Linked DNA regions of Homo sapiens: regions 2 and 3 are each linked to region 1. Evidence: chromatin contacts called from ENCODE Hi-C or POLR2A ChIA-PET data. All regions are on one chromosome and are shown on one strand. Each heading gives the region's core, a stretch centred on a gene start or an enhancer-like site at or near the end of the contact. The rest is flanking DNA. Distances are from core to core; before and after follow the strand shown. Region 1 holds the start of USP19 (ubiquitin specific peptidase 19). Region 2 holds the start of PRKAR2A (protein kinase cAMP-dependent type II regulatory subunit alpha). Region 3 holds the start of SLC26A6 (solute carrier family 26 member 6).

What was found. A loop is a pair of places that touch in the nucleus more often than their neighbours do. ChIA-PET counts read pairs that join two places held with the same protein, here RNA polymerase II (POLR2A). Pooled maps may share reads with other maps.
Region 2: a loop to region 1 is called in a pooled map, with 6 times the contacts of the local background. The contact joins the promoter of PRKAR2A here to the promoter of USP19 in region 1. A Hi-C loop is called at or near these places in 7 of 50 pooled maps. POLR2A ChIA-PET finds 5 or more read pairs at or near these places in 2 of 52 experiments (GM12878 and HepG2).
Region 3: a pooled map shows a loop between it and region 1 (22-fold over the local background). The contact joins the promoter of SLC26A6 here to the promoter of USP19 in region 1. A Hi-C loop is called at or near these places in 9 of 50 pooled maps.

What each region holds. Positions count from the first base shown.
Region 1 is chr3:49,119,198-49,123,504 of GRCh38, forward strand. USP19 (ubiquitin specific peptidase 19) reads right to left here and starts at 1,626. Exons shown (of 27, transcript NM_001199161.2): 1 at 1,559-1,626; 2 at 1-84. It overlaps LAMB2 (laminin subunit beta 2), which reads right to left. Exons shown (of 32, transcript NM_002292.4): 25 at 4,250-4,307; 26 at 3,935-4,176; 27 at 3,507-3,855; 28 at 2,966-3,173; 29 at 2,747-2,888; 30 at 2,487-2,663; 31 at 2,236-2,395; 32 at 1,917-2,165. The coding sequence ends at 2,029. RefSeq lists enhancers at 925-1,914, 1,915-2,903 and a silencer at 1,487-1,806.
Region 2 is chr3:48,844,996-48,849,510 of GRCh38, forward strand. PRKAR2A (protein kinase cAMP-dependent type II regulatory subunit alpha) reads right to left here and starts at 2,879. Exons shown (of 11, transcript NM_004157.4): 1 at 2,340-2,879. The coding sequence starts at 2,601. PRKAR2A-AS1 (PRKAR2A antisense RNA 1) reads left to right here and starts at 2,942. Exons shown (of 3, transcript NR_109997.1): 1 at 2,942-3,030; 2 at 3,110-3,413; 3 at 3,992-4,515. RefSeq lists a silencer at 2,692-3,021.
Region 3 is chr3:48,633,733-48,637,822 of GRCh38, forward strand. SLC26A6 (solute carrier family 26 member 6) reads right to left here and starts at 1,729. Exons shown (of 21, transcript NM_022911.3): 1 at 1,639-1,729. The coding sequence starts at 1,661. It overlaps CELSR3 (cadherin EGF LAG seven-pass G-type receptor 3), which reads right to left. Exons shown (of 35, transcript NM_001407.3): 35 at 2,731-4,090. RefSeq lists silencers at 1,168-1,267, 1,658-1,937.

The DNA.
Region 1 (4,307 bases), core at 376-2,875:
GGGTCAGGGCTGCGGCGCTTTCTTCCTGGCCCAGCTATCTTGGCAACTCTTTGTGGCCAAATTCTCCAGCAAGGAACGGACAGCCTAATGGAAAGAAGCCAGTGATCACTGCCAAGACCCAACAACTTGCTCTTTAGCTACACCCAGGGCTCAGCAACACAGGACACTAATGCTACAGAGCTGTATCTTCTCATCTCTTAAGTACCCCTGGACACTCTCAGGATATTCTGAAGAGGTAATAAATAATGCAAGTAGCAGCAACCACTTCTGGCCAAGCCTCATAGATACCCACCATAACAGTCCCACACAGGTGAAAGCCTCACTGAGGGGGCACCAGGTCAAGGAAGTCATGGCCTGGGACCAGGCTACTCCACCAATCTGGAGAGGAGCCACGGCTCCAGCCCACAGGGCTGGCACTCCGAGCAGGGTGCTCACTTTTCCTTCACTCTCACTGGCTGCTTAGTCACCACTGGAGAAATAGAAGGTGGAGGAGGAAGGCAGGACAGGAGACAAGCCGCAGGAGAACCAGGCTCTGTGGCTGTAAACAGGCTCAACCCAGGTTCTACCATTGCCCAGAAAAAGTCCTGGGGCTAAGGCACTCCACCTGCCTCCTGCCAGCTCCCACCCTTGGCAAGAACCTGCTCCTATGTACTGCTTGGTCCTTCTTCATTTCAAGAGAAAGTCCTCTCCCCAGCTGCTGTCCCAAGCAGAAAGGGACTGAAAAGTGTATCTAGATGTCACGCTACCTCTTCAGCAGCAACCCTGCTCCAGTACTAAGGCAGGATGGGCATCCAGTTTGAGACTGGAACAGAAATTATCACCTTCCTTCCCAGATGCCTTCACTCATGAGCTCTGAGCCACAAGGACCACTACAGTTTCCCACAGACCCACCAGTGGATTCTGGACTGTTTCCTCCTCCAAAATGAAGGTCTTGAAACTAGATACTGAGATGAGGCTGGGGAGGACCACAGATCCAGGACTCCTGGCAGCCTCAAGCCTGGCCTGAACCAGTAGCAGGACAGATAATGACTAGTCTGTGTTCCCCTAAGTGTGTAAAGGAGGAAGGAGGGATGGCAGGATACCCTTCTACAGGTCAGATGTGGTACTGGTGGGCTGGATCTTTAATGACACCTGCCACCGGCGCCTCCTTCTTGCACCCAGGCCCCAGCCGAAGGTCGCGTCCCTCCCCCATGCCCCAGGGACGTCGAGGCGGGTAAGGGGCTGTTTAGAGACCCGAGCCGGCCTGAAATGGCAGCGCGGGGTTACTGACCACAGATCAGCGCCCCGGTCGAGCTGCGACCCAGCTTCAGCCTCTGAACCCCGAGCCCGCCACCACCTCTCCCACGAAGTTGCCCTCGCTGGCCGCCAGTCCTCTCCCAGGTGGGAGGCTGGCCACAGGCATAGCGTAACGGCCCTGCCGGCATCAGTGGGCTGGCACGCTGCGGGGCACTAGGGGTAGGGACTGGCACGGCCCGTGACCTTGAACAGGCCGCCGCGGCCGCGCGTTGCGGCCTCCCCGCTGCGGCCAAGCCAGCGAGTTGCAGCCTGCTCCACTCACCGAGCGAGACCGCCGCAGCCAGCCCTCTTCGGGCCCTGGCAACCCGCTCTCCGTTCCGGTTCCGGCGCAGGTCGGTTCCGGTTCCGGCGCGCCCCTCCCCCGTCCCGGCGCCGCCGCCACCGCCTTAGCGGCTTGTTTTGTTTCGACTTCTAGCTAAGGCCGAGGGAGGCGGAGCGCCAAGCTGGTGACGCACTTCCGGCGGGAATGGGCTCGGAGCGACCCGCAGCTCCGGGGCGGGCCCGAGCGGAAGGAGGCGGTGCTCGGGTGGCTTAGCGGTGCATGGGTTCTGCTGGGGGCAACCTCGAGGTTCCCCTGGAGACTCCCCCGCCCGCCCCAAATCAGAGTCCAGACAACACAGTGGGGGTTCACACTGGTTTATTGGGGGCCCTGCCGGGCCAAGAGCTCTTCAGTGCATAGGCAGACATGCATGTGGGGCAGTGCTAGGAACTGGGGTAGGCCTTGGGCAGGGGTCACTGGCAGGTGTTGTAGATCTGCACCTGCAAGTTGATGGCTTGAAGCACGCTGCGCATCCTGGCCTCCAACCCGTCCAACTGGGCTGCCTTACTCTCCAGTGCCCGCTCATTTTCCTCATAGGTGCCTTCCAATTCTAGGAAGGGCAGGTGTCAGTTTAGGGGGGGTTTCCCGCAGTCTTGTGTCTCTGGTGCCCCATTTCTTACCCTGTAGCCGCTGCAGCTTGTCCTGAGCGGCTTGCAACAGGTCCCGAGCCTCATCCCGCAGTTGTTCTGCCCTTGCCTGTGCAGCCAGCACACCTTGGGCCTTGCGCTCAGCTAGGGCCTTCACCGTCTGGTACTGATCACCCAGAGGACCGCGTAGCAGCTGCAGATGTAGAGGGTTAGGTTAGCGTGGTAGCTCAGTGGAGGCCCATCTTCCACCCCTACCTTCTCCAGCTGGCTCTGCCTCAACCCACCTGCTCAGCCTCCTGGGCACGACCCTGGGCACTGCCTGCCGTTTCTTCTGCTGTAGAGGCTGCCAGACTATTTCCTGCCCGTTTCAATTTCAGAGCCTCCAGGAGAGCATCCAACTGCCGAGCCCTTTCACCTGCAGAGCTCAGTGCCCGCTCTGCACCTGCCATCCTCTCCTGTACCTGCCATGGGTGAGCCAAAGGTTACACAGATCTACGGTTCATGCCCATAACCTTGTCCCACTGATGTCCTAGGAAGACCTCACCTGGTACAGGGTCTGCTCTGTGTCCCGTGTGTCAGCCACTGCCCCCCGGATGGCACCCTGGGCAATACCCTGTGCCCGCTGGGCCTCCTCCAGTGCTGCCTGTACTGTCTCTGCCTTCTGTTTCTCATCCTCAGCCCAGCTCCTGGGGAGAAGGGGGAATCAGAACCTGGAGGTATCAAAACCAGGTGTCAGGGATAGGGGCCAGGGATGGGGTCAGACCTTGCCCGCCGTGCATCCTGCAGTAGCTGCTCGGCACGACGCACATCTCCTACAGTACGTGCCAGGATCGCATCCACATCTGCCAGGCTCCGGACTCGCTCTGCAATCGCACCCGCCAGGTGCTGGATCTGCTCAGCTGAAGCTGGGATGGAGAGCTCTAGCACCCGTGTGGCCACCATTTCAATGCTATCAGGATCAGCCCCCTCCTCTATAGGGACACAGCAAGAACTTAAGAACATAGATTCTCCAGCATGGGCATGAGGATACAGTTTTGGGGTATGGACTCAGGACATGTACATGGGATAGGGGTTTGTTACCAGGCATAAGGATATAATCACAAGGACAGGGACTATACAAGGGGCTCAGACTCAAGAACATGGACCTGGGACCACATATGGGCAATAACTCAGGAGCCAGTCAAGGGATCATAAACACTAATCCAGTGTAGTCCCTGAGGCTCAAGTATGAACCAAGGGAGATACAGACACCGGGAGTTGCCAAAGGGGACAACCACATGGCCTGGGACACGTGGGAGGCTCACGGTTGAGGAAGTCCTTCACACTCTGGATAAGTTCTTGAAGTTCCTGGTTGGCCTGTTCCACCTGTCCCCTGGAAGCATTAGCCTTGTCCAGGGCTGCCTGGGCCCGCTGCTGTGCCTCGCTTGCCTGCCGACGAGTCTCAGCCACTCTGCTGAGGATGCTACCACCTTCTGCCAGTGCCCGCTGCAGCTCTGCCTGTGTGTGCCGGGCCCGGCCCAGTGCTAGGTCTGCTGTAGCCGCTGCCCCATTGCAGCTGAGGCCCCCACAGCGCGGCTGCCCATCCTCATCTCGACAGCCGGCACCCCCACAAGGGCTTGTAGCACAGGGTGCATCCCCTGGTGCCCCACACACCTGCCAGGCACAGAACAAGTCAGGGCCCTGTGAGAGGAACATCTACACCCACCTGCCCCACCCAACACTTCAACCTCACCAGCTCATTTATGTCTGTCAGGCTCAGGGTGTGGGTATGGGCAGAGAGCTTGCCAAGTGCCCGCTGGTTGGCCATGTGTTTGCTGTTGAAGTCCTCCTTCTGAGCATCCATCAGTGCCTCTGTCCGATGCCGAGCACTTGCCGAGTTGCTCACAGGGCTAGGTACTGCCAGGGCTGAGGTATTGGCACGACGTTCTGCCTCTGCAGACTGGCTATGGGCATGCCGGATGCTGTCATAGGCACCTAAATTGGGCAGAGGCAGACAGTCAGCTGAAGACTGACCCTGGTCCACCTGCCTAGTTGGCTAACAACTCACCCAGGAAGTTTGAATGTTTGAGCAAGTCAAGATGCTGGTCGAGCTGCCGCAGTGTGAG
Region 2 (4,515 bases), core at 1,629-4,128, 270 kb before region 1:
CTTGTAAACTTTTACTCATCTGAGGCTAATTTCTAAAATCCTAAAGTGTTGTGTAAATAAAAATTGTCTCAAAGCAGGTTACTGCTTTGTGATTTACAGAGATGACAGTGAAACAAACCTGAAATAAAGCTTTTAAAAACAAATTTGTCCCTGGAAGATTGTTGTCACTGTCCTCAACTTAAAGATAAGAAAATCTGAGATCAAACAGGTTTGAGAATTTGTCCAAGACCACAAAGCAAACCTGTGGCAGAGTTTAGAAAATAATTTCTGATTTCCCAAAAACCCATGATGTAATGTGCAATAAATCAAGGGAAACCCAGAAGAGCCCTTGTTACTCCTTTAGCATGAATACACTTAGGGAGATTGCCCAGTGCACTGAAGCTTGTGACCTCCCACAGCAATGACCGTTAATTAACTCCTTCCCTGCCGTGACTTGAATACTGGGCCAGACCAGATACAACTCAGAACTAGTTTTGTGTGTGTGTGATCTAATAACACTAAGATCCTAACTTGGCCTCTCAAATGGTTTCATTGTTTTGTTAAATTTTAGTTGTTCAAAAGTAGGCCAATTCTACTGTTAAATTGACAAAGCATATGTTGAAGCAACCAAGGAAACTGTAATAGCTTCTTAACACTCTTGCGTAGATCAGATGTAGAAAGTGTTATTTTGGACAGGAGCAGTAGCTCATGCCTGTAATCCTAGCACTTTGGGAGGCCAAGGCAGGAGCATTACTTGAGGCCAGGAGTTCAAGACCAGCCTGGGCAACACAGGGAGACCCCGTCTCTATAAAACACTTAAAATTAGTAAGGCATGGTGGCACATGCCCTTAGTCCCAGCTACTTGGGAGGCCCAGGTGGGAGGATACCTTGAGCTTGTGAGGTTGGGGTTGCAGTGAGCCCTGATTGTGCCACTACACCCCAGCCTGGGTGACAGAGCGAGATCCTGACTTTAAAAAAAAAAAAAGGTGTGATGATCTTGGATCACCAAATCTGTGAGGGGAGGGACAGTCTCCAACTTGTTTCCTGCTCGGTCCTTATTGCGTACTCTTGGAGTTTATTGCAAACTCTTGGAGAAGGTTTACTATTACTAAATGATAAATCCTGACACAGCAAGTAGAGCCAATGAAGCTGCTCTCCTGATCTCAGTCTCTGCTGGGATCCTTTCCTTTAAAGCTACAACCCACCCACTAAACAAGAATATAGTTACTGGGTTTTTCCTTTTTCTTTTTTTTTTTTTTTGAGACGGAGTTCGCTCTGTCGCCCAGGCTGGAGTGCAGTGGCATGATCTTGGCTCACTGCAACCTCCGCCTCCCAGGTTCAAGCGATTCTCCCTGCCTCAGCCTCCCAAGTAGCTGGGACTACAGACGCCCGCCACCACGCCCGGCTAATTTTTGTATTTTTAGTAGAGACGGGGTTTCGCCATGTTGGCCAGGCTGGTCTCGAACTCCTGACCTCAGGTGATCCACCCGCCTCGGCCTCCCAAAGTGCTGGGACTACAGGCGTGACCCACCACGCCCGGCCAGGTTTTTCGTTTTCAAAAATGAGGTAGGGTGTCTATTTTGCCCAGGCTGGTCTCGAACTCTTGGATTCAAGCGATATTTCCTCCTCAGCCTCCAGAGTAGCTGGTATAGACTATAGGGGCCCACTGCCCCGGCCGGCAAGATAATTATTTACTCTCACCAAATTTGATTCAATCGTTTTGGCCAAGTTTTTAAAAATAGGAATATTCCCAGGGACCATGTTTGAAGAAATACAAACTCAAGTAAGCAGAGGTGAAATGACCTGAGAGATTTGCTTTAATACACTTCGGCAAAGAAAGAAAAAAGGTATGGATGAAACTTTGTGACAAACGCAACTGTTAAATGTAGGTGATGGCATATAGGGATTCATCTCACCTTTCCTCTTTTGTCTATGCTTAAAAGTTTTCACAGTAACTTTTCAAAAAAAATTATTATTTCCAAACAAACTTACTGTCCTATCAATTAAACACAAGTCACTGGATGAGAACGCTGTTGTCTTCGAAGCCAAAACTGGTGAAGGGTCTTAAGCAAAGGCGAGGGATCCTCTAGCAGGGCCGACAGCGCGCACGTTTCCTTCAAGGCTGGATCTGACAAATCACTCGGTGCGCTCTAGGGCTCGCAGGATCGCGGAGCTCAATTTGGAAGTGGCGCACGCGGGCTCACGCCGGTGTCTCAGGGAAACGCTAGAAACGCGGCTACAGAGCTCCCAATCCCAGCCTGCGGTCGGCTTGGCTGCGGCGCGACACCTGGCTCCCTGCCACCCCTCTAGACCTCTGGAGACCTCCTGCACCACTCCCCAGGGCCCCGCCCACAGCCTACCTTCCAAGTCCTCGTCCTCCTCCGACTCGCTGTCCCCTTTGGCGTCGGCGACACGGTCCGGGCCGGGTTCTGGCGGGGGGTGGCCCAGGCTCTGGCGTGGGGTGGCGGCGGGCAGGACTGAGGCTGGGGCGCGGGCCTCGCGCAGGCGGGTGAAGTACTCCACTGCGAATTCGACGAGGTCAGGCGGCTGCTGTCGCAGCACCTCCACCGTGTAGCCCTGCAGCAGCTCCGTGAGCCCCGGCGGGATCTGGATGTGGCTCATGCCGGCGGCGGCCGAAGGGATAGACGGGTTGGGCCGCCGGCGGCCACTGTCTCCGCGCTCACTCACGCCGGCCTTTCGCTCCGCGCCCGCGAGGTCTCTTCGCGCACGGCCCCGGCTCACGTCGCGCCGCTCTTTGGCCGGCTCTGCGTTTCCGGGCCGCGCAACCCTACGCTACCACGGCCGACCTGGCACCGCCGCCGCTGTCACTGGGCAGCCGCCGCCGCCGCGGGGACCGACGGGCAGGCGAGCTGGACGGGCGGGGCAGGCGTCCTGGTTGTGACGCACGCCACCGCGGGCGTGCGCGTCCCCGCTTAGCACCGGCCCTCAGTGCGCTTGCGCCACTAGATGACCCGCCCCCTCGGGCTGTCGGGGGGTCGAGACAGTGGAGTGTTCCTGATGCCAGCTCACGGAGGGAATCCAGGGAATTAGGTAATGAACGGTCTACCCATGAAGGGGACCGATTAGTGCCTCTCGCCTGGTCCTGAAGACCTTTAAATTATTCTTTCAGCTGATGCCAAGAGCCTCTTTTTGGCCAGCACTTACTAAGCACCAGAGACACAGCGAGAAGCAGAAGCATACGAGCACATCAGTGTGATTCTGCTGTGATGAAGGGCAAGAGAGGGCTCACTTTCCGGCGTGACATTCAAGCTAGCCCCGAGGCCTGAGCAGGACCCGCCCAGGGGAAGATCTGGAGGAAAGCCATCTGAACATACAACAAGAGCAAAGGCCTGGTGGAGTCAAGACCACCTTGGCTGCCAGGTGGAATGGTGGAATAACTCAGGAGTCTGTCAGGTCTCTGAGATGTCAAACGGGTAAGGCCTTGTAGGAAGTAGGCGTTTGAATGAGATCATAATTTGAGAGCCACAGACAGAAAAATAAATTTGAAAGAGTTCACTCAGCCAAATGTGTACAGTGAGAAAGGGAAATAAGGCCAAAAGCAGCAAAGACCTCTGTGCCTGTTCCTCCTGGAGCACTTTCACCAGGGTCCCCAGATCTAGGTCTGCCCATTCCTCTCCCCACATTCTACACTGGGCCCTAGGTCAACACTGCTTGATGAAGTTGAGCAGACCACAGGCATTGTTATCCTTTGCCCCTGGGAAGATGGTATAGGTGAACTGTAGAGGCCAGACTATTTCCCAAATTGCCCTCCTCCTCCTACCAAACTGGAAGGGTATTGAAAAAGGTGGAGACCTTCCTGGGATGTCCAGTCTACAGCCTACGTGCTAACCAAAGGCCCACTGGGCATAGAGCAGAGTCCCCCTCTCCTTACAGGCCTAGCCAGGAAGAGAGTAGCTGTAGGTTTGGGAACCTGAGGGCATTTGGGATGCTTAAACACCGCCTGGTAATTACTCAGTATTAATTAAAATCCTCCCTATCACCTCCCATACAGGCTTGGCACACACCCAGGAGCTCAATGCTGCTGGGAGCTGAGCAGCTGGGAGCAAGGAGCCCTCATCCCCACTGATGAAGAGGCCAGCCCAGGTTCTAGGCTAAGCAGGCCTGTGATTATAAACAGCAGTGTCTCCCTGGACAAGTTTCTTGACCCTGAGAAGAATGTTAGACCATCAACTTTGTGAGGGGACAGGCAGTCTCCAACTTTTTTCCTGCTCAGTCCTTATTGCATACTCTTGGAGAAGGTCTACTGACTTGTTCTCAGATGCCCCACGGCTCAGCCAACCACCCATCCAGCAGAGCATTCAAAAGGCATCTGGAAGGAATGAGGGCGACCGTTCTGCCAGGCCCCTATTTTTTTTTGAGAGGAGTCTCACTCTGTCGCCCAGGCTGGAGTGCAATGGCATGACCTCTGCTCACTGCAAGCTCTGCCTCCCAGGTTCAAGCGATTCTCCTGTCTCAGCCTCCCAAGTAGCTGGTACTACAGGCGTGCACCACCACACCCAGCAAATTTTTTCTATT
Region 3 (4,090 bases), core at 479-2,978, 490 kb before region 1:
CCAGGCCCTAAGATCAAGGTACAGTATTCCAGCCCCCAGCTGGCATCTGTGGGCCACATGTCCAAACTCAGACAGGGGCAGTACCTGAACTTTGGCTGGTGAGAAAGCCTCTTTCTAGGACAAAGTCCCCCAAGTAGGGACTGCAGGATGAGCACTAGCTATACCTCCAGCCGAGATGTGGCAGCCCAGTGCTGAGTGTTCTACCAGTCCAGGTCCCAGGCTGCTCCCTCCCCCACCCAGTCCCTCTCCAGTCCCCAGGTCCTCCTCCAGCTGCCCCGGGAGCCCACTGCTGGCTGAGAGCACACTCAGGGAAGGGGTCCAGCAAACCAGGGGTCCAGCTCCTCAAGCAACTCCTTTCCCAAGCCTCAGGCCTCAGATGAGACCCTCCCCTCTAAGGGAAGGAAAGTGTTGGAGCCAAGCTTGCCCCTGGGCCTCCAGCCCCAGGGTCCAGGTTGTAGACGGCTCAGGCCTGTTATGGGGAAGCCAAGGACTGGCTCTCACCTGAGAAGGAGCTTGCTCTTGGAGTGGCAATCTCTCACCTAGAGGGAGAGGCTCCCACATGGAAAGGGAAGTACCCACTTGAAGTGGGGGAAAGAGCTCACCTGGGAATAGAAGCTTTCAAGGGGAATCTCACCTAGAGGGATCTCTGACCTACCAGGGAATCTTTATCAGCCTGGCAAGTTCTGATACAGGGGGAATCTTCCCTCTGCCCAGAGGCACCTACTTGAAGTCAGAGAAAGATCTCACATGGGAAGAAAAGACCTAGAGGGAGAGGGTTCTCACCTGGGGGGTACTCTCCCATAGAGAAAGCTCTGACCTCGGGCGAGGCTCCCACGTGGAATGGGGAAAAGCTGTCACCTGGGAATAGATCTCACAGAAGGATCTTACCTGGGGGAAAACTCTAGCCTGTTGGGGAAGCTTTCACCAGTCAGGAAAGTTCTGATCTAGGAAAAGCCCTGACCTGGGGAGAGGATCCCATTTGAGGGACAGGAACTCACCTGGGAAGCGCCTCTAACCTGGCTGTACTGTTGGAGGAGTGTGGAGTGGGTGCAAGGAAGATCCTCAGAGACTCTTGGGACCGCTATCTCAAGGAGATCGTAGAGCCCCCTCTCCTTTCCTACGTGAGTCACTCAGGTCTTCTTAAAGGGCTCCCTCCCCCGACAACTTGGGACCCGCGTTTGGAGGGCGGAGCCTTGATCATTGGCCCCTCCCTGTAGGAAGGCAACTGGGGCCAGAAAGGCCGGAGCGCTCACTCCGGGATCAGTGGAGCTGGGTGGACTCGGGACTCAGCTGAAAGCAGCTAGTCCACGGGCCGCTGCCAGGGACTCCCGTGCCCCACGCACCCCCGCCGGCACATCTCCTGGCCGGGCTCCTCCGCACGCAGCTGCCTCCCTGTGGCCCGGGATGGCCCTCGGGCGTCACACCAGCGGCTTTCCGCACAGCCCAAGGGACTGGGGTCGCGCCGGCTCCCGCCCCCACCCCTTGCTGCAGAGGGGCAGCCGCCTGCAGAAAATCAGCAGAGGTAAACCGAGGCGTCGCAAGCGGAGAATGCCTGCTCCAGCGAGGCGTCGCAAGCGGAGAATGCCTGCTCCAGCGAGGCGCTCGCGCGGGGCCACCGGGAATGTGCGCTGAACTCACCCCGACGCATCCGCCAGCCCCATGGCTCGCAAGTTGTCCGGTGCGGGCTGCTCCTGCTGCTCGAGCTAGAGGCCGCTACGCTCCGGAAGGCGGCGCCGGGACCGGGTGAGGCCAGCTGCGCTCTCCCGGGGGCTAATCCCGGGGCAGGACGGGGAGGCTTGGGCCAATCAGCGCGCTGGGGCGGGGCCTAAGTGGCGCGCGCCGGGCGGGGAGAGACTGGAGAAGGAGGATTTAACCGCTTCCTCCCCGGCGACCTGGCCTATGAGGCCTCTCGCTGCTCGCCCGGCCCTCTGCCCGGAGCTGGATGGGACTGCAGAACTGGAACTAAGCACCCGCGCCGGGCTGGCCGCAGTCGCGCCCCCAGGCCCTGAGTAGGTTGGAGCTGATCCCAGGTCCTGGCTCGGCGGAAGGTGCTCACGGAGTGGGAAAAGGAAACTCCACTGGCCGGTGACCCCAGCCTTAACTCGTAGGGGATCCAGGTCTGTGGGGCCTCTCTTGCCTTCAGCTGAGAGCGCCACCCGCAGGCTTTCTGCGACTACGCATCTCTTTGAGACCCGGAGCCAACGGTCCCCAAGTCCTCCCCTTTAACTCTGGCCACCCAGGCCAGAAATGGTTGGAGGATCCCCTCCGCTGCACTAAGCACAGCCCGGACGTAGCTCCCAGAAGGTTACTGCGCGGGCCGCCGAGGAGAATGGTGGGGGTCAGTGCTGTTGGGTGGGCGTCAGTGCTGTTGGGTGGGCAAGGCAGGAACTGCAAGAGCAGTTCCTCAGGTTGGTTTCACCGCAGGTGAGGGCAAAAAATGCCGGGTCAGGGCTGCAGACCCTGAAGAATTAGGAAGTCCTGTTGCCGTTGCCTTGACCAGCGGGGAGGTTTTCCTTAGCACCTTATTTTCAGCACCTGTGCTCCAACATCAGGCCCCAATTACAAAGTGAGGGGCCAGATTTCAAGGTGAAAGAGATCTGCCATGAAATGGGCTAAAAATAGCTGGATATTCTTGGGAGGGGCTCAGATTCCTCCCAAAGGTCAGTCTGGCTTGAATCATTCACAGCTTCCATCCTACCTCCCCAGCCCCCAACAGGAAAAGGCAACAACTGTTTTCTATAGAAGTTTATTCCCAAAACAGAGCGCGGCTTCACGGAACAATTTACACAGACAGGAAAGAGGGCCGCTGGGCTGGAGGAGGGGAACCCCAGAGAGGGGCATCTACGAAACCTAGGACATAGTAAAGACACCCTCCCACCCCCAGCAGGCCACTCAGCCCTTCAAGAGCTGGGGTCCTTCTCGGTAAGGAGAGTTTGGGTCCTGGCTGGTGGGATTTAGCTCCAGTCAGGGAAGTAGAATTTCTAATCTCCCAGGAAGCTGCTTCCCAAGAGTATGCATGGGGTGGTGGGTGAGGAGGTGTCTGCACAGACCACCCCCCAGCCCTGCACAGCCACTCTCCCCCGTGGTTAGAGGACGCCTACTCTCAAGGTCTTCTGGATCTGCTGTTAAACGGGACTCAAGGCTGACCTTCGGCCTGGGAGACCTGGGGGTTAGAAAACCCCTCAAGATGGCCAGGTCAGGGTCCTCACAGGTGGGTCCTCCAAGTCCCTCTCCCACTTTCCCTACCTTTCACTTGGAAACAAAGGAAAAAAAATTATCTACTGTAAACAAAGTGTAAAACTCAAAGTTTTGAGTTGTAAACAAAGTAAAAACATTTTTTGAATCTGGACTTGTAAACAGTAACAAAATTTTAAAGTCTTCAGTTCTGGACAGCAGACAAAATAGCAAAAGTAAGAGTTTTGTGAACAGGGTCGTAACAGTCATTTTTCCCTTTTTAAGGGAATAAAGGAGGAGTGGAACGGAGTCACTTCCTGCAGCCCAGGTGCCTAGGGCCACGGAGGATCCTGTAAACATAGGAGGCAGTGGCACCTACATTCTGGGTCTTGAATTCCCTTGTTTCTGCTCCCTTTGCTCACCTTCCCACCCTACCCTTCGGAATCAATTCAAGCAGGGGGCAGTGTCAGGGAATCAAATGGCACCACAGACAACTTTTGCTTGCTGCAGGGGCAGGTGAATGACCCCTCCACCGACCCTCTGCAGGAATGTCTGACTAGAGGCCCGAGCCCCTCCCCGTGGGAGACAGGGAAGCCTTGCTCTGTAAACACGACATCAGCTGCTCCACCAGCACCCCACAGCATCAGTCCTAGGTCATAAGGCAGTAAGTGGCAGGGACTCCACATAATAAACACACACATCCACCAGGAGGGGCGGTATGAGCAAGCCCCCATGAGGAAGTCAGAGGACCCCTGTTTCCAAGACCAACCCCCAGCCCCAGAAGTTTGGCCTTTGGAGCATTCAATAAAAAGCAAAGAACAATTCTGTACTTTGGGCCCCTGACGATACTCAGATCAACTTGGGGGTGGAATAGGGGGAGGAAGGCATGTGTCCCACCCATCTGAGTCCACCCCAG